Linked DNA regions of Homo sapiens: region 2 is linked to region 1. Evidence: chromatin loops called from intact Hi-C (ENCODE). Cell type or tissue: PC-9. All regions are shown on one strand. Each heading gives the region's core, and the rest is flanking DNA. Links, peaks and the distances in the headings are about the cores only. Region 1 overlaps FAM13A (family with sequence similarity 13 member A). Region 2 has its middle 14 kb from the start of TIGD2.

What was found. A loop is a pair of places that touch in the nucleus more often than their neighbours do. Peaks named below come from ENCODE experiments on the same cell type or tissue, not always from the same donor. Only the 100,000 strongest peaks of a DNase experiment are listed, where the experiment ranks them.
Region 2: it touches region 1 in a loop (14-fold over the local background); 1 of 110 quality-filtered maps calls a loop at or near these places.

What each region holds. Positions count from the first base shown.
Region 1 is chr4:88,962,840-88,975,051 of GRCh38, forward strand. The region is part of intron 4 of FAM13A (family with sequence similarity 13 member A); the gene reads right to left. Among named protein-coding and RNA genes, the nearest start is that of FAM13A, 88 kb to the right of the region's middle. In PC-9, for the core only: no CTCF peak of the experiment used is centred there; DNase peaks (open chromatin) are centred at 5,162 and 5,422; H3K4me3 peaks cover 1,015 bases; H3K27ac peaks cover 2,753 bases.
Region 2 is chr4:89,119,554-89,131,765 of GRCh38, forward strand. It overlaps the pseudogene RNU6-907P. Among named protein-coding and RNA genes, the nearest start is that of TIGD2, 14 kb to the left of the region's middle. In PC-9, for the core only: no CTCF peak of the experiment used is centred there; DNase peaks (open chromatin) are centred at 2,658 and 4,098; H3K27ac peaks cover 2,577 bases.

The DNA.
Region 1 (12,212 bases), core at 2,295-10,294:
GAATACTATGACAACTACTACAACAGTGGTATAAAGATTAACGTTAGTTGACATGGAAGATGTTCATGACATATTATTTAAATAAGATTAGTAACACAGTAGCATGTATGAATATTTCCTATATGTAAAAATGCATTTTAATTTCTGTGTAGAGATTTCTAAAAGGATGTTCAGAAAAATATCAATGGGTCACTAGGTGACTTTTACTTTTTTTCTTTTTGCCTTTTTGGGTATAATTTTAATTATTTACAAGAAGCAAGTATCATTTTTATGAAACTAATGTTACTTAAAAAAAATTTAAAATTGATGAGGTTATATGCTTCTGTGAAGCTTAACAATGTGATAACGGTGTCATTAACACACCCAGACCCAACAAACAACTTTTAATAAGATATTCCCTTGCTTTACAACAATGGGTTGGCCACCCAAAGAGAGATTACTAAGAGTTTCATTTAAAATCTTTTTTTTTTTTTTTTGAGACTGAGTTTCGCTCTGTCGCCCAGGCTGGAGTGCAGTGGTGTGATCTCAGCTCACTGCAACCTCCATCTCCCAGGTTCAAGCGATTCTCATGCCTCAGCCTCCCTGGTAGCTAGGATTATAGGCACCTGCCACCATGCCCAGCGAATTTTTGTATTTTTATTAGAGACGGGGTTTCATCATGTAGGCCGGGATGGTCTCGAACTCCTGACCTCAGGTGATCCACCTGCCTCGGCCTCCCAAAGTGCTGGGATTACAGGCATGAGCCACTGCACCCAGCCCATTTGAAATCTTTTTAGTAGGGATGAGATAATACCTCTATAGAATGGCTGCAAATTTCCCTGGAGTAATAAGACAAGGGTCTCTTTTCAAAGACTTTTAAAAACCACCACAATTATATTTAATAGCTCCTTGTTTATATATTTTAGGGACCAGTCTATTAGTTGCTGCTAAAACTTATAAATAATATGGTAAGATACTTGTATTATTTGAAACATACTATACTCAATTTAAGAGTGTTTCAAGCTTGCAGGCACCCACTTTACTTAAGTACCAGTGTAAACAGGTCAGCTGATGGGTGTGTCACTGAAGAAATGAATGTTCAGTGTAAACAGTTTGGGGTACAGTACACTCCTCAGGCAGGTCCCACTGAACAATAGCACTAAAGAAAAAGAAAAGTTGTAAACAACTCCCCATGCGCCAAAAAACTCAACAGGTTTGACTTCATTTAACCCAAGCAAAAACTTCTGAACAGTCAACATAAAGTAGCTGCAATCTGCCTAGTTAGATTAGGCAATAGGATGTAGTCACAGAGTGGATCTGCATTTCTTTCATACGGCTGAGAATAATGAGAAGAGTTAACTTAATGTATATGTAAACAGCTGGCTCAATTCAGTCCAAGAAATATTTACCAAACACTTATTGCTTTCTTTGCCTGTGGGAAGTACTTCAGAGAATACCATGGGTAAGGGCAAGATAGCCTCTCCCCTAAAGGAGCTTATATTATGGTATAAATAACATAATTAATAGAATGTTTCTATAAGAAAGATACAAACTAATGCAGGTAGGTCATTGTGTATTTTTGGAGGTAGTCTGTTGTTTTGGGATTAAAAAAATATTATTAGGAAAGACCTCCTAGAGGAGGTAGTATTTGATATAGGATTTAAGGACTGGGTAGCATAATTATTAAACTAGATTTTTCTGGAAATTTTTTTTTTTTTACACAGCACCATCTAGTCATAATGAATCACCACACTAGCACATAATGAATCATAAACTAACATGTAATGAATCACCAAACTAACATACACTCTGCTCTTTTTTTTTTTTTTTTTGGAGTCTCACTCTGTCACCCAGGCTGGAGTGAAGTGGTGCTACCTTGGCTCACTGCAACGTCCACATCCCTGGTTGAAGTGATTCTCCTGTCTCAGCCTCTGGAGTAGCTAAGATCACAGGCACGCACCACTGCACCCAACTAATTTTTGTGTTTTTAGTAAAGACAGGGTTTCACCACATTGGCCGGGCTGGTCTCGAACTCCTGACCTCAAGTGATTCGTCCGCCTCGGCCTCCCAAAGTGCTGGGATTACAGGCGTGAGATACCGCGCCCGGCCCACTCTGCTCTTCTTGATAAGACAAAATATATAATAGAAAATCTAAAAAGATATATTTGTGTGCTGGTATTAGTTTTCTTAAGGCCTCTTCTGACATAATGGGGGGAAAATCACACAGTACAACTCTACATCTTTTACGTCTTCTTTCCTTTTATAATTGAACAGGCAAGACTAAGGCAAGACCTTACCAAATATGATAAATGGTACAATTTGAGCAGCTGTAGCATTCCTGTTACAGACAATGAGCATTAGGCCATTCCTCACCAAGTGGAAGAAACAGTGCCTTTCACTGAGAGAGAGACATAGAAAGGAAAGGCATCTGCTGATTACTCATGAACTATATAAGGTGATCCAAAGTAGACTCTGGGTTTGTTGCTGTGCAGACAGCACTCCCAACTCTAGGATGGTCCTCTATCAACAAGAACACAGCAGACTTCTCTCAATTAAACAAAATGTTCTTCTTTACATTACAAAGGTCAGACATCGGGACAGAATGGAAAGCAAGTATCAATCCACTTAAAATCTCATGAAGGAAGAAAAAAATGTTCAAATCACAAATTTTGTGATTTAAATACTGAATACCTAAAACACTGAAAAGAAACCTGAAAACAGGCAAAACTATCTTATATGTAGTTTTTTTAAGTTAAAAAAAAACAAGATGAAATTTGCCATCTTAATAATTTTTAAGCGTAGAGTTCAGTAGTCTTATTTATATCCACATCGTTGTATGACAGATCTCCAGAACATTTTCATCTTGCAAACTTAAACTCCATATCCATTAAACATATCTCCTTTTTCCACTCCCCCAGCCCCTGCTAACCACCATTCTACCGTTTCTGTGAATCTGACTACTTTAGATACTTCATATAAGTGGAGTCATACAGTATTTGTCTTTTTGTGACTAGCTTAGTTCACTGAGCATAACGTCGGCAAGGTTCGTCCATGTTGTAGTATGTGACAGGATTTCCTTTTTGAGGCTGAATAATACTCTCTTGGTTGTATATACTACATTTGTTTACCCATTCATCCATCCATGGACACTTGGATTATTACCATCTCTTGGCTATTGTAATGCAGCTATGAACACAGGTGTGCAAATCTCTCTTTGAGACCCTTCTTTCAACTCTTTTGGATATATTTACCCAGAAGTGGATCATGTGGTAGTTCTATTTTTAATTTTTGGAGGAATGAGGTGAAGACATGTTATGTAGTTTTTGACCACTAATGTGATTTTTGAAACTGGACTATTTATTAAATTCTAATTAGTTAGAAAAACAGTATAATATAGATTAATTCTGGGTGATTGCTTTTCCCAAAATAAATAAACATTAGACCCTTGTGAGCTACATCCCTCCCTCCTTTTCCCAGAGTATTAGAAATAAAACTGATCCTTCATATTCACTCATTCCTTCTTTGAACAAACATGCACTGAGAGCCTACTATATGGCAGGGACTATGTTCTAGGCGTTGGCACCAGAAAAACTAAACTAAATTGAAGTTTCACCTGTCCTCTCTTACCTTTGACCTTTTTCCTGCTATAGCCAAATAAGTAAAGCATTAGCAGAACCATGGTTAATCCTTTTTGCCTGGAGGTTGGACTATCCTAAATATGCCCAACAGAAAGCTATTTTATTTTTTTCATTTCATTTATTACCTACTTTCTTATTAATTAAGTCTAGGATGTAGGTTCAACTAAAGTTGAATCCCCGGCAGTCAGTTACAATGGTCATTATTTTTAGACCTGAGAATAGTCCATAGAATAGTTCTATTCTATGTTAAGAGGAATCACATTAATAGCCTCTTCCAATGAACTACCAAAATAAGTTCATAAAATTAAATCAGAAATGTTATATTGAATTAAATGTCACTAGCTTAGCTCATGCAAAATGAAACACTCCACTCACTAAACTAGGATGGAGACATTTAACCTCCTAGAAAATTGTTATCCTTTCTCTTCAGTATTCTTGAACTTGATACCTGGTCTCAATATTCTCTAACCCAGGCTCTGCTATGCTTTGCAATTATAGTATAGATGTAAAGAATTCAGGCTCTGAGTCTTCTCTCTAGGTTCAAATCTTGGCTCTTTACTAGCCGCATGCATTGTGAAAGTTACTTAGCTCACATGGTCTATTTCTTCATTTATAAATGTGAAATAATAGTACCTAACTTCTAGGGTTGTTATTAGGATGAAATAAGATAGTACATGTAATTTCTTTAGAACAGTACCTGACATAACAATAAACACTGTTACCTGTGATTATTATAATGATTATTTATTTGTATAGTGTTTCTGTGTGTTTTCCTCCACAAGCTCACTGAGAGCAGGCAGTACGTCTCTCTGATTTATCTACTATACATTTGGTGCACAGTATGGTGAGAATAACTGAACTGCTGATTAAAGTCTGATTAAAGAGTCAGTGAATGAATAATCTCATTTCCCTACACAATCTTATTTAATTTTTTAAATGAGAGCTTTCCCATGACAATCATTATTTTATATGTGATCATCTGCAGTCTAGATAAAATACACCAAATTCGTTTATGAGCACGTTTATTGGTAAGTTCCATGTGGAACATTTTAACTCTTGTAGTGGGTAGCTGCAAATATATTCAGGGTCTTCATATTTATCTTAATTTATAATGTGAGCCCATTGTGGGATGCGGCTTAAGGAGAGTAGCCTTATCTTTGCTCATCATAGAAATGAGAGAGAATTCCATGTGCCTTACAACACAGAAAAGATGCCCGGCAAGAGCAATGGGTAGAAAACTCAGTGGGTCAAGCACTGTACCATCATAATTAGAAAAACAAATAAACCAAACTTTAATCAGCAGTTCAGTTATTCCCACTGTGGGCAGGAGGTTGGTAATGGGGACAGAGAGGAAGGGAAATTCTTTTGGAGATGAAATCAGTTGATACTTGTTTATTACCAGGAGTTCCATGCTTGTTTTTCCGGGTATCACGTCTCTTAAACAGTGCCTAGTGCTGCCATGTGGAGGACACTGGCTGAGTGAGACAGGCTGTGGTGGTAGTGTGTGTGTGTTTACTTTCCACAATTACAGTCCACAGTCATACTGACTTTTCCTGTTTATCCCTTTCCACAGAAGACCTGCCATAATTTGCAGAGTCTAGCAAGTAGTTAGAAAGGTTTGTTGACTAAATGTGGAAGATTGGTAAGCCTCTGGGTACAATGGCCAAGAAGAGAAGATAAAAAGAACTATTTGCATTATCTCTGATACAAAGCACCCGCCTCAGGGACTTGAATATCCTAGTTATTAAAACTGCATTCAACTCTTGGCCACATCACCTACTTGGAAACAAAGGTCATCATCTGATTAAGAAATACTTTTCCTCCTGTTTGCTCAGAACACACCTTCTAAAGTTTCAACTTTGCAACACTTATGTTCTAAACAATTAGGGATAAAAGTAGAGGCCAAACAACCATTGTTTTCCAACATAGCAAGTACAAAAATATATAATCAGTAGCAAGGTAAAATTGACTCTGAAAAAAGCTTTCAAATTCTTTCTTCGCTATGACCGAGAATCAGGAGGGGATACAGTAATTACTTACTCTACAATGATTTTGTTTTCAGTTTAGAGTACTTGGCAATTGTTCATAATCTTTTTTTCTGCCCTATATGCCCCAGAGGATATACACTGTTCTTTCTTAATAACAAGGGAATCATAGACAATAATTTCCAAAAGTGTTTTGGACGTTTCTATTCCATTAATCCCCTTTTCTCCCACCCCACTTTCTTCCTTTTTTTTTACTTCATGTTCCTGCCCTGTTCTCCATATCCAGCAAAATAGGTATTTAAACAAAATAGACAGAAGAGCTTAAATCATTGCCTGAATTTTTTTTAAAGGACAGAGTGGCATTAATTTTGCCTCCACATTCATTCTCAAACTATTATTCATTTTTCAACAGAAATGCCTATAACGCTGTTAGGGATTTTGGGGTCACATAAAGGAATACAACCAGCTTCTTCTATCAAAGGAGATACACTTTAACTAAGGGGGTATGAAATATTTGTAAGGAAATTAAATACTAATATCATCAATTTAAAAGATGTTCCAAAGAGGTCATATCATTGAATGCTATTAAGTCTTTAGTGACAGTATTAACTAACATTAAAAGACACATAATTTCCATCTCAGATTATCAAATCAAATCAATTTCTCAAAAATCTCACAAAAAAACAAAATCTCACAAGTCACCACTAAAGAACTTACTCATGTAAGCAAACACCATCTGTTTCCCCAAAACCTATGGAAATAAAAAATTTAAAAGAAAAAGATAAGACTCCAGGATAATTTTCATAATTTCTGTGTTAAATATACGAAGCTGGGGTCAGAAAAGTGACTTGTCCAGGCAGCACAGATTTTCAGTGGCAAAGATGGGACTGAAGTCCAGGATCTTGATTGTTTGCCAATACAGGATGAAGAGCTCATGTGTAGAAATGATCAGGAGAGGCTTCCTAGGTGATGAATGCAAGCAGCTTGGCTCTAAAAGATGGCTACCAGATAAACTCATAGACAGGTTCAGGTAGAAGGTCAGGATGGGAAAATAAGGGCACCCTGATTGGAAGAAACATGTGAACAATGCATATAAGTGAATTTCCTATCATTTTCCAAAACCACATATCTATTCTATTTCTGGAACATGCCAAGCTTATCCTCATCTTTGAACTTTTGCACTGAACATTTTCTCTACCTGGAAACAAAACAAAAGGTAACATTTACTGAGTGTATACTATGTACAGGTACTTTACATGTTTTAATTCATTTAATCCTCCAGTCTTTATCATGTGGGCACCATTATTTTGCTCTTATTACTTTACTTATTACAGAGGAGGAAACAAACTCAGAAAGGCTGAGAAAACTGTCCTAGGGCATAGAGATAGTGAATGCCAGAGCCTGGACTGGAATCCAGTCAGTCTAGTGCTGAAGCCTATGCTCTGAAGTGTTTTCTAGCCTGCTCACATTTCTGCTCTCTGTAGGGCTGACTTCTTCTACTTTAGATCTCAGCATCGATATCAGTTCTACAAAAAGACAATCTCTGGATTCCCAACCAAAACTGGTCACCCAGCCTCTTGCTATCACATCACCCTATTTCAGTCATAAAACAGTGCTGGTCATAGAGAAGGCACTCAATAAATATCTGCTGAATGTATGAGGATTATGAAAAGCTTATTACAGTTACTAGAATTTTAGCACTAGACAGTCCCCTTGAAAAAGTATATTTCATCTTCCTTGTTTACATCTGAGAAAACCTGGATGAAAAGACATAAAACTTAAATGAGTAACTTCCAAAATCTACCTCAGCCCCCAGATATTCCTCTAATATAATATAATTACGGTTGCCCATCTTTAGATTCTTATGGATGGCTCCTGGAAAATAGTAGAGGAGATGAGGCTATACAAGCACCAAATCATTAAAGGCTTTGAATGCCATGGAAAAGAAAATATCACTAAATAAAGGTCTTGGAAACAAGAGAGAGATGATCTGAGAGAGAGAGATATATATATATATGATACATAATAATCAGATATATATCAGATATATAGATACACTATATATATTTGATAGATGATATATTTGATATATCTATATAATACATATCTGATATATCTATATTTTAGCCTTAATAAATTTCAAAAATTGAGTATTATATAGACTGATCTTCAATTAGAAAGAAATTAAAATTTAACAAAAAGTAAACAACTATATATTTGGAATAAAACACACTGCTAAATAACGTAGAGGTTAAAGAAGAAGTCATAATTGAAATTTTAAAAAATTTCAGAACTCAGTGATAATGAAACAAGAGATAGCAAACTCTGTGGGACAGATGGCTTAATACGTTAGAAAATGAACCAAAAAATAAACCCAAAGAGAGGGATAATAAAAATGAGATGAAATTAATGACTTGGAAATAATAACACAGTAGGAAAAAATGATCAAAGCCATAAATTAGTTCTTTGAAAAAGCACAGAAGTTGGCCGGGTGCAGTGGCTCACGCCTGTAATCCCAGCACTTCGGGAGGCCGAGGCGGGTGGATCATGAAGTCAGGAGATCAAGACCATCCTGGCTAACATGGTGAAACCCCATCTCTACTAAAAATACAAAAAATTAGCCGGGCGTGGTGGCGGGCGCCTGTAGGCAGGAGAAGCTGAGGCAGGAGAATGGCATGAGGCAGGAGAATGGCATGAACCCGGGAGGCGGAGCTTGCAGAGAGCCGAGATCGCGCCACTGCACTCCAGCCTGGGCGACAGAGTGAGACTCTGCCTCAAAAAGAGAAAAAGAAAAGGCACAAAAGTCATCAAAGGGAAAATTTAGTTAATAGAAGGCTACCTTGTATTAGGGCTTAGTAACTGTCTTTTGGATAACAACAAATGAACAAACTGTCTTCTCTCAAGTGATGCTTTTCGTTTTCATTCAAGCATGTATTTGGCAGTCTTCATAGACTTTTAGGTATATTTTTATTATTTACTTTTTAGAATTATTAAAATAATGAACTGTTCTGAAAGACTGGGACTTTTTAAAAATGGCTCTGGGACCCTTTCTTTGCTAAATACATGAATTTTAAATATTTTTCAAGTTGGGGTCTCACTCTGTCACCCAGGCTAGCATGCAGTGGCATGATCATGGCTCATTGCAGCCTTGAACTCCTTGGCTCAAGAGAACCTCCTGCCTTAGCCTCCCAAGTAGCTGGGACTATAAGAACACACCACCACACCCAGCTTTGTTTTATTCTTTACTTTTAAGAGACAGAGTCTCACTGTGTTGCCCAATCTGGTCTCAAGCAATCCTGGCCTCAAGCAATCCTCCCACCAGCCTTCTGAGTTGCTGAGATTACAGGCATGAGCCACCGCTCCTGGAACACTTCTACTATTTTTAATATCAAATTACTGCAAGGAAAAGGAAACTAGTTGAAACCCTAACATAATGAGAATATAAAGAAAACTTTAATTTACACATATCAAATTTAGAAGACCAGACTGCTGCCACAGTTCAAAACTTTTCTACATCTCCTTCAATAACAATAATCCTATTTCTTTGCTGCTTGTATCATTTGTGTCATTCATGTCATTTATACGTGAGCATACATAAACACATATATATACATAATTAAATATATTGTTACTATTATTATTTTGAATAAACTGTTATCCATTAGATAAGAAAAATATTTTTTTTTACCCTAACTCATTCCTTCTGATGCTCTTCCTTTCTTTATGTAGATCCAAGTTTCTGACTTACACCATTTTCCTTCTCCCTAAGAATTTTTAACATTTCTTGCAAAGCAGGTCTACTGTCAACAAATTCCCTCAATTTTTGTTTGTCTGAAAAAGTTTCTGCTTCTCCTTCACTTTTTTTTTTTTTTTTTTTTGAGACAGAGTCTTGCTCTGTTGCTCAGGCTGGATTGCAGTGGTGCGATCTCGCCTCACTGCAACCTCTACCTCCCAGGTTCAAGCAACTCTCCTGCCTCAGCCTCCTGAGTAGCTGGGACTACAGGTGCGTGCCACCACGCCTGGCTAATTTTGGTATTTTAGTAGAGACAGGGTATCACCATGTTGGCCAGGCTGGTCTCAAACTCCTGACCTCAAGTGACCCACCTACTTTGGCCTCCCAAAGTGCTAGGATTACAGGTGTGAGCCACTGCACCCAGCCCCTCCTTCACTTTTTTTTGGGGGGGAGAACAGAGTCTCACTCTGTTGCCTAGGCTGGAGTGCAGTGGTGTGATCTTGGCTCACTGCAGCCTCTGCCTCCCAGTTCAAGAGATTCTTGTGCCTTAGCCTCCCAAGTAGCTGGGACTACAGGTGTGCACCATCACACCTGGCTAATTTTTGTATTTTTTGGTAGAAATGGGGTTTCACCACATCAGCCAGCATGGTCTCGAACTCCTGACTTCAGGTGATCCACCTGCCTTGACCTCCCAAAGTACTGGGATTACAGGCGTGAGCCACCGTGCCTGGCCTCCTTCACTTTTGGGTATAATTTTATAGGGTACAACGTTCTACTTTAAGGATTGTCTCTCAACACTTTAAATATTTTATCCACACTCTTCTTGCATGCATTGTTTCAGAGAAGTCAGATGTAGAGCTTACCTCTTTGCTCCTCTATAGGTAAAGTGTTTTATTCTTCTGGCTTCTTTCAGAACTTTTGATCTTCTGCAGTTTGAAATGACAAGCCTAGGCATAATTTTTTTTTTTTTTTTTGTCATTTATCTTGCTTGGTATTCTCTGAGCTTATTGGATCTCTGGTTTAGTGAATGGAAATTCTCAGTCATTATTGTTTCAAATATTTCTTCTGTTCCTTTCTCTATTTCTTCTACTTCTGGGATTCTAATTATGTGTATGTTATATCTTTTACAATTATACCACAGTAATTGGATATTCTATTCCATGTTTTTCAGTATTTTTTCTCTTCACTTTTCAGTTTTGGAGGTTTCTATTGAAATGCCCTCAAGCTCAGAAATTCTTTCCTCAGCCATGACCAGCCTACTAATGAGCCCTTTAAATGCATTCTTCATTTCTGTTTCAGTAATTTTGATTTCTAGCATTGCTTTTGGTTCTTTCTTAGAATTTCCATCTCTCTGCTTACAATCCCTTCTGTTCTTGCATTCTGTCTACTTTATCCATTAGGGCCCTTATCCTATTGTTTTAAATCATAGTATGATAATTCCAACATCCCTGCCTTATCCAAGTCTGATTTTGATGCTTGCTCTGCCACTTTAACCTATGTTTTTGTTTCTTTTAGTCTGCTTTGTGATTTTTTTCATGATGGCTGGACATGATGTACTGGGTAAAGGGAACTGCTGTAAATTGGCCTTTAATAATGTGATGTCAAGGTACTAGGAGAGGGGAAGAGTTCTACAGCCCCATGATTAGGTCTGTCTTTTAGTGAGCCTGTGCCCCTCAACTGTAAACTTCACAAGTGATTCTCAGTTTTTCCTACCCATACATGGGACAGGATGACTGGATGGGGCTGGAATTGGGTATTTTCCTTCCCCCAGGTCAGTTAGGCCCTGAGAAATCCCTGGCAGGTTAGGCTCTGGTTAAATAGCTTTCCTCGAAGGCAACCCTTTAAGAGCAAAATGCTCTAGTATATTTCAAATTGGTTCCTTTTCTCCTCCCCATGTCAGAAGCATGAAGGGATTTTTCTCCAGTATTCACTGTGAGAATCGGGTAGAGTTTCAGGAGGCAAAACTCCCAAAATTATGGAGTTCTCCAGATGACTCAGTGGCCCTAGAGTTAACTGACAGACTTATCCACCGGGAGCTTCCAGCAATTTGTCAATTACAGTTCAGGTTGTTCTACCCTTCCTTGCTGGTTTCCACTGGGGCAAATAGTGATTCTCTGTATCTGCCTGTCTGTCTGACCAATTTTGGGGCACTTGTTTTTCCTGTGACCTCAACACTCTTCCAAATCTAAGAAGTGTTGTTGATTTTTCAGTTTGTTCAGCTTTTTACTTGTTGTTAGGAACGAGTGGTGATTCCAAGCTCCTTAAATGCTAGACCAGGAACCAAAAGTCACCTGATTTATTTTTTAATTTTTAATTTTTTTGAGACAGACTCTCGCTCTGTCGCCCAGGCTGGAGTGTAATGGCGTGATCTTGGCTCACTGCAACCTCCGCCTCCTGGGTTCATGCAATTCTCTGCCTCAGCCTCCCGAGTAGCTGGGATTACAGGCACCCGCCACCATGACCGGCTAATTTTATATTTTAAACATAATGCAGTGTGGATTTGGATTTGGGTTGGTGAGACCAAAGAGGGGAAACTAGTTAAGAAGTTATCAAAGAGGGGAAACTAGTTAAGAAGTTATCAAAACCAGAAGAAAGAGATGAAGAGAGCTTGGGGTCTGCGGAATGCACTAAAATGGGGAGAGTTCAGAGTTAGGTAAGTTTGAATGAAATACAAGCTAGTTCTCGGGCATAGACATTCATAGTCAGCACAGTTAGCATCTCTATTATTAACACCACTGCAGCACTTATCACAACTGTAATTCAGTAATTACATAAGGAGCCTTCTTCCCCAAAGGCATGAACCATGTTGTTTGGCTGACATCTGGGATACTGCCTGCTGGCATACAGTATGTACTCAAAAAATATTTGGTAATTTAA
Region 2 (12,212 bases), core at 1,021-9,020, 160 kb after region 1:
ACTAACACAAAATAGACTGTGAAAGTGCCATTATTAAAGATACATTAAAGTATGAGAGAAAGATAAATTCTTATAAGAATCTGGGAAGGCTTTTCATCACAAGTAATGTTGTCCATGAAGTAATTAGTTGTGTTTGTGATAGAATAGGGGGTGTCACGTGAAAATCAAGAGTGCAGGTCATGTTCTAGTAACAGACTAATAGAATTGCAATGTGATGCGAGTAAGGTGCAATTAGAAGTAACAGTGTTAAAGTTTGGCAGGGGCCTGAGAGCTTTTTTCCCTCCTGACACCAAATAAATGGTATCTTTTCCAACAACACTTCTCTAACTCTCTGACATCAACTATGTGTCCTACAATTCTGACACTAACTACCCAGAATTAGGATCAGATTCCACAGATTCAAGGGCTCAGTCCTACAAGATTGCCCTCATTTCTGATGCCAGTTGCAAGTATTAGGCCCCCAGATTAGTCAGGCATTCTCCCAATACTTCCTCAGACTTGATAATTTACTAGAATGACTCATAGAACCCAGGAAAATGCTACACTTACTAGTAGTTTATTCTAAAGGATACAAATGAACAAGCGATACATAGGGGGAGGTCTAGAAGGGTCCTGAGTGCAGGCTTTATCCCTTTGGAGTTGGGATGTACCATCCTTCTAGCACGTGGATGTGTTCACCGACTTAGAAGCTCCCTAAACCCCAGAGGCATTATCGATGGCCAAGCTTTTCTTTTGTCCCATATCGATGCCAGGGGTGGTGTGGCTGGCTGCCCTGGGTCCATCACGTTCCTCAGTGGGACCCCTATGGCCAAGGGATTTAGAGTCAGAAGACTTACAGCCAATTCAATGTTTTAGGCCAAATGGGAATGGAGGTGGGCAGGCGCTCAGAAAACTCCTTTAATTAAGCAACATAAGAGACCAAAACCAAAAGCCAAAAAACCAGGTTACAAAATTGACTTGTTTATATCGATAGTGCCTCTGGCATATGTTGACCATAAAAGGAATATGAACTAAAAAAATAAAATCCTAAGCCTCCCGACAGACTGAATGGACCCGCTCTTGGCCAAACGGGATCCCCAAAACCCTGAAAATCTATCAGGGTATGGCAGGAAGTGGGCATTGGACACACCTCATTGTGCCCACCCCCCGCCCTTTGGAATTTAGGCACAAGTGACCACCACTAACATTAAAATAGAGATTATAAGACCGACAAAACCGACTCTTGTAACAACAAAATACCAAATTATAAACAGGACCTAAGACCATGCAGGCAGGGGTTAAGTGATACATGCCTACACTTAAAGAGTAAGCTGGCCGGGTGCGGTGGCTCACGCCTGTAATCCCAGCACTTTGGGAGGCCGAGGCCGGTGGATCACGAGGTCAGGAGATCGAGATCATCTTGGCTAACACAGTGAAACCCCGTCTCTACAAAAAAAAAAAAATACAAAAAGCCGGGTGTGGTGGCGGGCGCCTGTAGTCCCAGCTACTCTGGAGGCTGAGGCAGGAGAATGGCATGAACCCAGGAAGCGGAGCTTGCAGTGACCCGAGATCGCGCCACTGCACTCCAGCCTGGGTGACAGAGCAAGGCTCCGTCTCAAAAAAAAAAAAAAAAAAAAAATAGTAAGCTGTGTTCTAGCTGCTACAAGGGTTTTCTTTTTCCCTAACAGTTAGACAAGCACTGGCCTCAAACTCACTGGCCCCCAGCCCCTGTTCCATCAGCCATAACTACAGATTTAATTAACACGAGACTGACTTTAATAATTTTCACCTGATAGAAGACCACGGACTATGGGCTAGTTCTAGCTGGTTTACAGAAATTGCACACTTGCGTGCCTTTCTGCCCTGAAAAGACCTTTTAATGTATAGGACCTAATTGTAATACGTTTAAATATTAAGTCTCCACCACAAAATAACATGGGTCATATGTTACATGCATATTTGTTGAATGCACATGGGTCAGGACCACCTTCATGAATATTCCTAGCCCCTCCTGCAACCTGTTAAATATGTAAGTTCAGCCAACATGTTGTCATATTCCCACAGGACCTCCAAGCACGATTGATAGGGGAGAATGTGCACTATAATTAAGACTGAGTGGTATGTGTACATCCTAGATAATTCTGGAAACAAATCCTCAGCCCTATGAGACATGCATAAGCAAATTAATGCTATGTCTTATCCCACAATGTCCTAAGTCAGTGGCTCTCCTCATGGTTTGGATCAGGCCCCTCTTGGTGAAAAAAAGTTGCTCATAATTTTAGCCATGATTATAGGGCTAGGTTTATTCTGCTGCTGTAGACTCTATTGCAGTTACACACTCACCATGATGCTCTAGCAGATCTCTTCCTTAAGCCCATGGACTCACAAATATTTTCCACTCCAAGTGGTGAGGTTCCATTCCACTGCACCTTAACTGCACCCCGTTTCAGCAGGAAGTACCTAGATGGAGCACATCACCCCCTTTCCATAGAAATGAAATGGAACTTGACAGTGGGGAGTTGTAACCAAGAGTGTCAGCTTTAAAATGTATTTTAAAGCCTTCCCACTAGCCTTAAAGTGTATTTAAAAGGTTTTTTTCCTTTTTTTTTCTCTCCTTCCCCCTGGACACTGCCTTATACCATGACCTTATGACCAACTTATACATGCTTATCTAACTGTATGCTTGCTTAGAAATTCCAGGGGCTGGCCGGGCGCGGTGACTCACGCCTATAATCCTAGCACTTTGGGAGGCCGAGGTGGGCAGATCACTGGAGATCAAGACCATCCTGGCTAACACCGTGAAACCCTGTCTCTACTAAAAATACAAAAAAAAAAAAAAATTAGCTGGGCGTGGTGGCGGGCGCCTGTAGTCCCAGCTGCTCTGGAGGCTGAGGCAGGAGAATGGCATGAACCCGGGAGGTAGATCTTGCAGTGAGCCGAGCTGAGATCGCACCACTGCACTCCAGCCTGGGGGACAGGGCAAAAAAAAAAAAAAAAAGAAAAGAAATTCCAGGGGCTAATCTTGAAACAGCCCAGGCCTGGAGACCCAGCTGCAGATTACCTCAAGGTGGTTAATCTACAACCTGGTCACAGTCGACATGGGACCAGCTAGTACTCCAGGTGGACAGTAACTCAAGATAGCCATCGGAACAAGACATGCAGACCTGTACTCTATACGATTCCTGCGTGTTTCCCACACCAGGTTTCCCTTTTATAAACCCCTTCAGTCAGCCTTAAAATTTGAGTTATCATTTTGAGACTCGAGTCCGGACATGTCCTCAACTGCTAGCATTTTATTAAAACTGCTTTCCTTTCACCACACTTGGCATCTCATGTATCTGGCTTTTCAAACTGTGAATAGCCAGACCTAAGTTCTGTTATAGGACAATACTTTCACAAGGAAAATGTGTTCCCTACTTTTAGGCAAACGAGAGGAGAGCAGAGGACACTTCCTGCATCTGTTGATTCTCAGTTGCCTTCAGCTCAAATAATCCTTATGCCGAAGTGGCATGTTTTTGGGTGGCATGACCTGAACCCCTTCAGTCCTTAGTAGTTTCTTAGCTTCTCAGAATCACAAATCTTTTTTTTTTTTTCCTTTCCTTTCCGAAATAGCCTGGCTCTTGCAAGTGAAAACCTTGCTTTCCAGATTATTGTTTCTACTGCACTCTTTTTTTTTTTTTTTTTTTTTTTGCCTTTGGTCTACTTTGAAAGTCAAAGCTAAGCAAAGACTTCTTTGTTCTCACCATTATTTGTGTTTTCCCTGAAGCAGTCAAGCTATAGGACAAGAATTACTGGGAATGAGAAGTGTGTTGGCTATTATTTTTAAGATTCTGTATTTTCACCTCAGAAAAAAAAATTATCCCACATTCTATAAATTTGGATCTCCCAGAGATAGAAAGACCACCCAGAGCGTAGAGCCTTCCGTCATCTCAGGGAGAATCCCTCTCCATTATGCATTTTCACTCCCGCTTTCAGCAAGACAAATTCCTCTTTGTTTCACGCACTTCAATTTAGCAAGCAAGCAACTTTTAGCGCTTGTGCAAGTAACCTTTGTATCTCACCCTCTACCCCGGGCAGCTTAGAAAAGACTTTTTTCCTTAACAGACAGTCATCTTAAAAGAATTCTAGAGTCAGCTATTAGAAAAACAAACAAACTTGTTCTCCACTTCCTTATACTCTACCTGTCTGCTCTCCTGTTTCAGTGAATAGAGGAGGCCTCAGAGCTTCATGGTGCTGGATACACCAGTACAGAGTTGTTGAAAGGAAGGAGTCTTCTTTACCTTTCTTAAGGTCTAAGTAACATTGTGAGTGAAAATATCATCAGGCAAAGAATTATCTGTGCATTATGTTAACTTAGTAAAATGTCCTTGCAGGCACAGAAAAACACAAAAGGTCTGGACAGCTTTTTAAAATAAGTAGATTTGTAAATCATTTAAAAGAGGTTGGAAAGTGAAGTCTGATGGGGCAATGGAACACACACTGGGGCTTGAGGCCTAGGTGTACGTGGTCCCTTCTCTTGCCTCTTAGGACCGGCTCTCAGCTGCCAGCTCTGCGACCTTTGTCACTACAGATCCCACCCACCTTTTTTTTTTTTTGAAACGGAGTCTCACTCTGTCACCCAGGCTGGAGTGCAGTGGCGTGATCTTGGCTCACTGCAACCTCCGCCTCCCGGGTTCAGGCGATTCTCCTGCCTAGGCCTCCTGAGTAGCTGGGACTACAGGTGTGCGCAACCACACCTGGCTAATTTTTTGTATTTTTAGTGGAGACCGGGTTTCACCATGTTAGCCAGGATGGTCTCGATCTCCTGACCTCGTGATCTGCCCCCCTCGGCTCCCAAAGTGCCACCCAGCTTCTTTCTCCCCACTCCTGCCTGGTGACCACTGCCAGCTTCCTCCCCTGGCAGGGGCCTGGGCACAAATTCACAGAGGTTGAGGTTGGGCATGTTGCCCAAGGGCATATTGGGTAAGGCATGGCAGGAGGTATTTTGCCCCAGGCTGATAGTGCTGTGGTGCATTAGGTGGGGATTGGCTGGGGTGAGCTGCTCACTCACCCCAATCCAGGTACTGAGCAGCTCTGACAGGTTGTAATCTCTGGGTAGTTACCCATTGCTCTGGGTTGGGAAGGCAGACACATGGGAAGAGGAGATTGGCTTTCCCACCCCCAGCCAGGACAGGGTGCATTATTGTGGCAGTGGACTGCAGGGTGGGCACAGGCACCTGTGAGGGTCTGCACTTGTCCAGCAAATGTACCTGTGCCCAAAGGTGTGTGACATTCAATAGCAAATTTAAAAAACCAGCATGATAGGTCCAAAGAGAGACTGCAGAAGAAAGGGAAATGCTTATATATTACTACCTTTAACAACACCTTTATTTTAAGGGGCCCCATATTTTCATTTTGCACTGGGCCCTGCAAATTAGGTAGCCAACTCTGCTTTCCACTATTTCACATCCCACATTCAGGGAATACAAGTCTCAATATAGAGGACTGTAGAGAGTAAAGGAGAATCAATATGGGTATACAGCCTTCTTACAGCACTGGGAGCAATATATTTGCAGGGTACCATCATTTTCATAAATTGCATTGCAGAGTACTTCAGATTTTTAAAAATAAATTCCCATCCAGCAATTACAGACATAAGAGATCCCACTTTAGTCCAGCATAGCCATACTACACACTGGCTTAGGACATTCATGGCCATCTCTAAATGAGGTCTAGGTAAGAAAGAAAATCTTGGAACACCCAAGTGGATAGTGAGAGGGATAACATTCTATGTACCCTTCAACCAACAAATAAATAATGTACCCTAATAGCTCTGTGTTGGGAGGGAGAAAGGATACAGCCTACGAAAATTATTATGAAAGTTCAGAGTTAAGAGCATGCAGTGGCTTTTCTTTGCAAAACAGAAACAACCTATAGAAAATATGCACTTTTCTTCATTAAGATGCAAAAATACATGGGCTCTATGAAGCAATGCTGAAGATACACATTCAGCAGACTGAGATGGTGAGTTAACCAAAATGAGCAACTTTCCAGGAAAGCAAAAATAGAGTATCAGAATTAAAGTCTTCATTGGAGATGGTAAGGAGCAAGATTAACATTGTAAAATGTTCAATTAGTAATTTTCATGATAAACTGGAAACAATTTCCCAGAATGCAGAAGATAAGGTTGAGAAAAGCAGGTTGGTTGGTTTCCTGTTTGAATATGAACTGGAGGAAGAGAGCAAAAGCCCCTTACTCAAGCTCTAGCTTACCTAACTCTCAGCCAATCAGTAACAAAAGATCCAAGAAGTTATCAAATGCAAGTTCTTAATGGAGGGGGCTAGGGACTTCCTCAGGGATCTGGAGACACTTCAACCCCTTCCTCCTTTTAATGCTAAAAATCTTGCCTGGGGTAGAGATTTATAATACTGAGGATGCATACAATGTATGAAGAAGTATGTTGAGCCACTGCACAAATGCTAGAAAGACTTATATACATGCCCTGATGTAATCCTTCCCTGTAGAAAGGCCCTATAAAACATACCCACACACTATCCTCAGGGATTAACCCATTCCCCTTTCCTTTCAGTGCTGACTCCCTTGTGCGCAAGCTGAATAAAACTCTTTTGTTGCTATGTTTGGTGATCTCTCTTGATTTCTATCATGGGAGAGCTCAAGAACCCAGGGCACCAGTAACAAGGTCACGGAATAAAAATGATGAGGTGACAGAAAGTAAACAACCCAAACTCTAAATTTGCAATAATCAAAATTAAATTCCATTATATGCTTGAACTGAAAATAGGAATAGGTAGTGGGAATACTAATTACTGAATAGCAGAGAATATCAATGGAGAGAGATTGTTCATTTTAAACTATCAAGACAGCTCACAAAGCATCCAGTCAGAAAAAGTTACACACACACACACACACGATCAGTTTGTCTTCAGGTTGCTTTGTAGCTCAAGTGATAGAAGAGACTGATGACTCTCCATAGATTTTAAGGGAGAAGAGTTGTAAGCAAATGATTTTATATCCACCCAGCTTGTTATTCTTGTGTAAAGGCAACAGAAAATTATTGTGTCTTATGCAAGAGTTCAGAGTTCAGCAATTTATCATATCACCCATGTAACCTACCTCAAATTAAAAAACAATATATAAACTCTAGCAGACTAAAAACTGAAAAACACAAGAAACTGTTAGCCTTGTAAAAAATGGCAGTTAGTTTTAAAACCATTTAAATATAGATATCTAATTGTAAGTATAGCTATAAAAGATATATAAAAATAAGAAATGTAAACTATAAAAATATGAAATAAGAAAAATAACTTGGAAAGGAAAAGCCCTTAAAATATAAGCTATGATGATGTTTTGGCAATATTGTCTGAGTATAGAAATCCCAGATTATGTTAACAAAGACCCAGAATGGACTGGGAAAATAAAAGCATGGTAATGTTTTTAACGAACATAGGGAGAGTGAAAAATGTCTAATACTTTGTTCTAGTATTAAGTTAAACCAAAACAGGCCGGGCATGGTGGCTCATACCTGTAATCCCGGCACTTTGGGAGGCCAAGGGGGGCAGATCACTTGGGGTCAGGAGTTCAAGACCAGCCTGGCCAACATGGTGAAACCCCATCTCAAGTAAAAATAGAAAAATTAGCTGGGCATGGTGATGCATGCCTGCAATCCTACCTACTTGGGAGGCTGAGGCAGGAGAATCTCCTGAACCCAGGAGGCAGAGGTTTCAGTGAGCTGAGATCACGCCATTGTACCCCAGCCTGGGTGACAGAGTGAGACTCGATCTAAAAAACAAACAAACAAACAAAACACCATATGCTGTTTACAGGAGACATATCTTAAGCAAAACGCCACACAACATTTTAAAGTAAAGAAAGAACAAATAAACTGAAAGTTAGGAGTGGCAATATACTAACAAAGTAAAATTTTAAGCAAAAAGCAAGTTTGACCAGAATGATTATCTTATATAAATGATAGGCATAATGATGGTGATAATAATAAAGCTGTATTTTATAAATAAAGTAATACTTAAAGGGATAAAGCAAAAATTATTAGTCATATGGGATAAATTGATAGAAACATAAATGTAATGGAATTACTTAACATTCTGTTTTTGACAGATCAAGAAGATAAAAAATAAATGATATAGAGTATTTGAACAATAAACACAGCAAGATCACAAATTTTACCTCATACTACAATTTGGATATGTAATGAGAAATATAATTTCTTTATTTCATTTGTGATTAATCTGGCTTCCTAATACCTGAAGTTCCAATTTGTAACTGAGGGAAGAAGTGTAAATATCTAATCTCTCTTAAGTCTTAGTTCACTCTGATAATTTAAATAGTACTTGTAGGTTCTGTTTAGTGCCTCTCTGATAAAAATATTTGGTCTCTCAAGTGGCTCATGCATTCCCCTAATTTTCTCCTCAAGGCAGCACGTGGGTATATGGAAAAGGGGTGTGCAGCTTCATCAGCCTCTCAGCATTGCCATGAAGGTGAAATCCTCAGGCTCAGGTGCTCTCCTTGAACTCCCCTCTGTTATCTCTGGTCTTTGGAGAAATGTCTGTGCTCTTTCTGGCTGTATACTTGCCCTGCTGACTTTTACCCTTAAAGACTGAACCTGGTGTCAGTAGTGGGTTGGCTTTTCACTGCCTTAGTCACTGGCCATTAGTGACTGCTTAGCTGAGACTGTCTCACCTTGGCTCTCACTGGTGCCGTAAGCCCACTACATGTTTGGGTTTGACTCCCATTTGGCCCTAGCCAGACTACAGCCCTTGACACAGAGCTATCCATTGCATCCCTTGGCCATGGCGAATCCTCTCTAGCAGCTTTCCGAACCTCATCTAATTCTGTGATCCAAGGTGGTTTAGGGAAGCTAAACAGGATGGCCTACCTCTATCTGCCTGTTTTTATAGATGTTAAAAAAATTAGGAGGCCATTAGGCTGCATTCTGGGTTCCTACATAAGCAAACTGAAACCCAACTCAGAGTAACTCAACCAATCAGAAACTGCCAACAAAGCTCTAATTGGGAGCTGTACCAATCAAAAACCTTCAACTAACCTCCAACTAGAGACTCTCCACCTTAAACAGTAAAATAGTTTCTTTGTCTTGCTTTCATGAACCCCCATGTCTCTCTTCATGCCTCCTTGGTGAAGCCCAAACTGCTTGTGATTTGGTGCTACCTGATTCATGAATTGCTGTCTGCTCAAATAGACTCTTTAAAATTGTAACGGCCCTAAGCTTATCTTTTAACACAAGTCAGTTTGTCAAGAATCAACTAGTCAAATGACCAATTGCCAAATTTAATAAATTTACTTATTTACCAGAAACTTGTTTTACTTTCCTATTTCCGAAGGTTACTGCAAACAGTTTTGAAAGTCTATGAAGTTTTAGTTGACAGATTTCCGTTTTATCTTCGTAGCATTTTAAGGAATAACCAGGTGTTGAAACCTGAGTTATAGAGTGGTTTTGGTTTAGTGCATATATCTACTAGTCAGGAAAGTTTATTTCAATATTTTAGCATTTTTAGGACATGGGGTCAATCTTCTCTTATTATTTCTCTGTAATTTCATATTTACAATGAATAAATATCACATTTAGAGTGCTAATCTTAAAACAGAGCTCATTTACCAAAAGCTTGTTCTTTTTCACTTTAATAAATTCTGCTTTGCAGTGCACACTATACATATCAACAGAATAACTTTAAGAATCATACTATTCCTTTAGGGGTTTTTTATGAAAGCCAAAGCATCATAGACCAAAACAAACACAAAGTAAGTAAAGGCTTAAATTCTTAAGAATTTTTATTTAAACAAAGCACTTTTTAAGGCCACTGATGTTTATTTTTCAAATTCCGTGTGGTGATTTGTGGGGGACAGGAATGCAGATTATGAAAATGCTAGCCTTTGTCAGCAAGATACATAGCACAAAGTCAAGAGCCATCTACCTAGTAAATGTTGGTAAGAACCTTCATATGCTGTGAACTTTTATGATGTTACATAGAACATTGAAATTCAACCAATATGGCAGGCATTCATAAACTGTTGATGAGGTAGTTGACTAGATTGACAAAAGAGAAAGAAAGGTTAGAGCTAGAAAGTCAGATCTGGAATTCAGCCACATAGAATTGCTAGTTTAAATCATGAAACTGGCTATGATCACTGAAGAAGAATGTAAGAAGTGAAAATGTCAAGAATTGAACTTTCAATACCTACGCTTAAAGAGTTTACCAAGACACATAAAGGCATAGGAGTGACAGGAAGGAAAAAAGTGAAGGGAATATAAATAGAAAAATACAGAGAAGAAACAAAGATAACCCCAGAGAACCTAGAGATAGAAATTGAGAAGACACACGTAAGTGAGAGGCAGAAGTGTAAATGTTTGAAGAAGTAATAAAAGAGGGATTTGAAATGCAGAGAGAGAGGGAGAACAGTTCTCTGTCCTTTGAGGGAGAAGCTTGGAGAAGGAGAATGATGAAATGTACTTCTTACAATCATTGTCTTCAGCTTCACTTATTTGTCAATGCCCTTAAATGAGGTATGTACACATAGCAGAGCTGTAATAAAAAGCAAGATATTCAAAAGCAGTTGGAGATTGTTTAGCTTCCTATTTCTAAATTTCCCTACTCCAGTTAAGCCAGCTTATTCTCATCGTGGGCACTATCTGACACTCTAAACCTAGATTTGGTTCTAGAATACTCACCTTAGGCAGCTAATTGTAACACTTTCTCTTGAGGCCATTTTTATTGCCATTCTTCTAAACATAACCTTATCTTCTTTTGTGGCTGACAGTTTCCCTCTTTTCTTCTTTGCTCTTGCTACTCTTCATTGTATCATTCATTTTAGCACTTTTTTGAATACCTACAATGTGCCCTAACAAATTTAAGGTCCAGGACAGGAGGGACCTTAAATGCCTTGGCAATTTTGTTACACAGTCCCTGAACAGTCCTGGCAGATAGAACATGTTCAATAAATATTGGTTGATTGAATGAATTAGCACAATATTGAGCACTATATACATGATTAAGATAAAAGTTCTATTCTCAAAGAATTTACAATAAAGGAGTAGGAGAGCATCATTTATTCAAATAACTACAGTAAATAATTGCTTAATAAAATCAATGCAATAAGAGACTGTCTAGGAGTGTGGGCTCATGGAAGCCAGGGAAGAGTACATTTCAGGAAAAAGAAGGGATAAGGACTAAGAAAAGTCGATTGGATTTAACAAGAAAGTCATTGACCACCTGTACAGAAGATTAGATTCCTTGAATGACGCTTGTGCTGAAAACAACTAAAAATGCTAGATAAAATATTTAAAAAGTGCTCACTTTGGCAGCACATATACTAAAATTGGAACAATACAGAGAAGACTAGCATGGCCCTGTAAATTAAAATTTAAAAAAAGAGAAAACGCTATCATTTTAAATGTATCACTGAGCTGACAAAAAAGTATAGAATCTGCATAGGTTAAAACAAGTAGAAGTGAAAATCATTGCCATTTTATATAAAATACAAACACACACACATACACATATAACTTACCTCTGTTGGAAGTCAGAGTATAATTATTCCTGATAGAGTTAGTGGCTGCAAAGGAGATTGAGGGAAGGATTGCTAATGTTCCTTCTCTTGATTTAGCTGGTGGTTATGTAGAAGTATTCAGTAGTGAAAAATTCATCCAGCTTTCACATATACTCAGAATATTTGCACTGCTTTGTGCTTTTTTTCAGTAAAAGTTTACTTTTTTTTTTTAAGTTAAAAAAACCACAAAAAAAGTGGGTAGACTAGGCTGTAAGTGATACCCAAGCTGGCTTTTGACTGGAGGTTATATGCCCAATCCTGGTAATTTTCAGATTCTGTTTTGATGGCTGTGGGAGTTACTAGGGAACTATAATTTAGAGCCTGTCCAAGATGGAAATGCAGGAGGAAGTCTCCTATAAGGTTGAGACCACAAAAGACTACACAGTGAAAGAGAATTAGAAATAAACTTGTAGCACAGGAGAGGCAGCAAGACAATGTTCTTGTCTTAAGCTTGGCTTTTGGTGGGAGGAATAAAAACATCTTGCCTGAGAATTTGAAAATGGGAACCTGACTGCAGGTAGATTTGCACTGTGAACTTAACTCTAGGTGTTGTTCCCAAACCATCAAGCTGAGCATTTAATTTAAGATGGTAGTGCTTGCAGGAGATTGGTAGGAGTAAACCCAAATCCTCTCTGAAGGAACACAACTTTTAT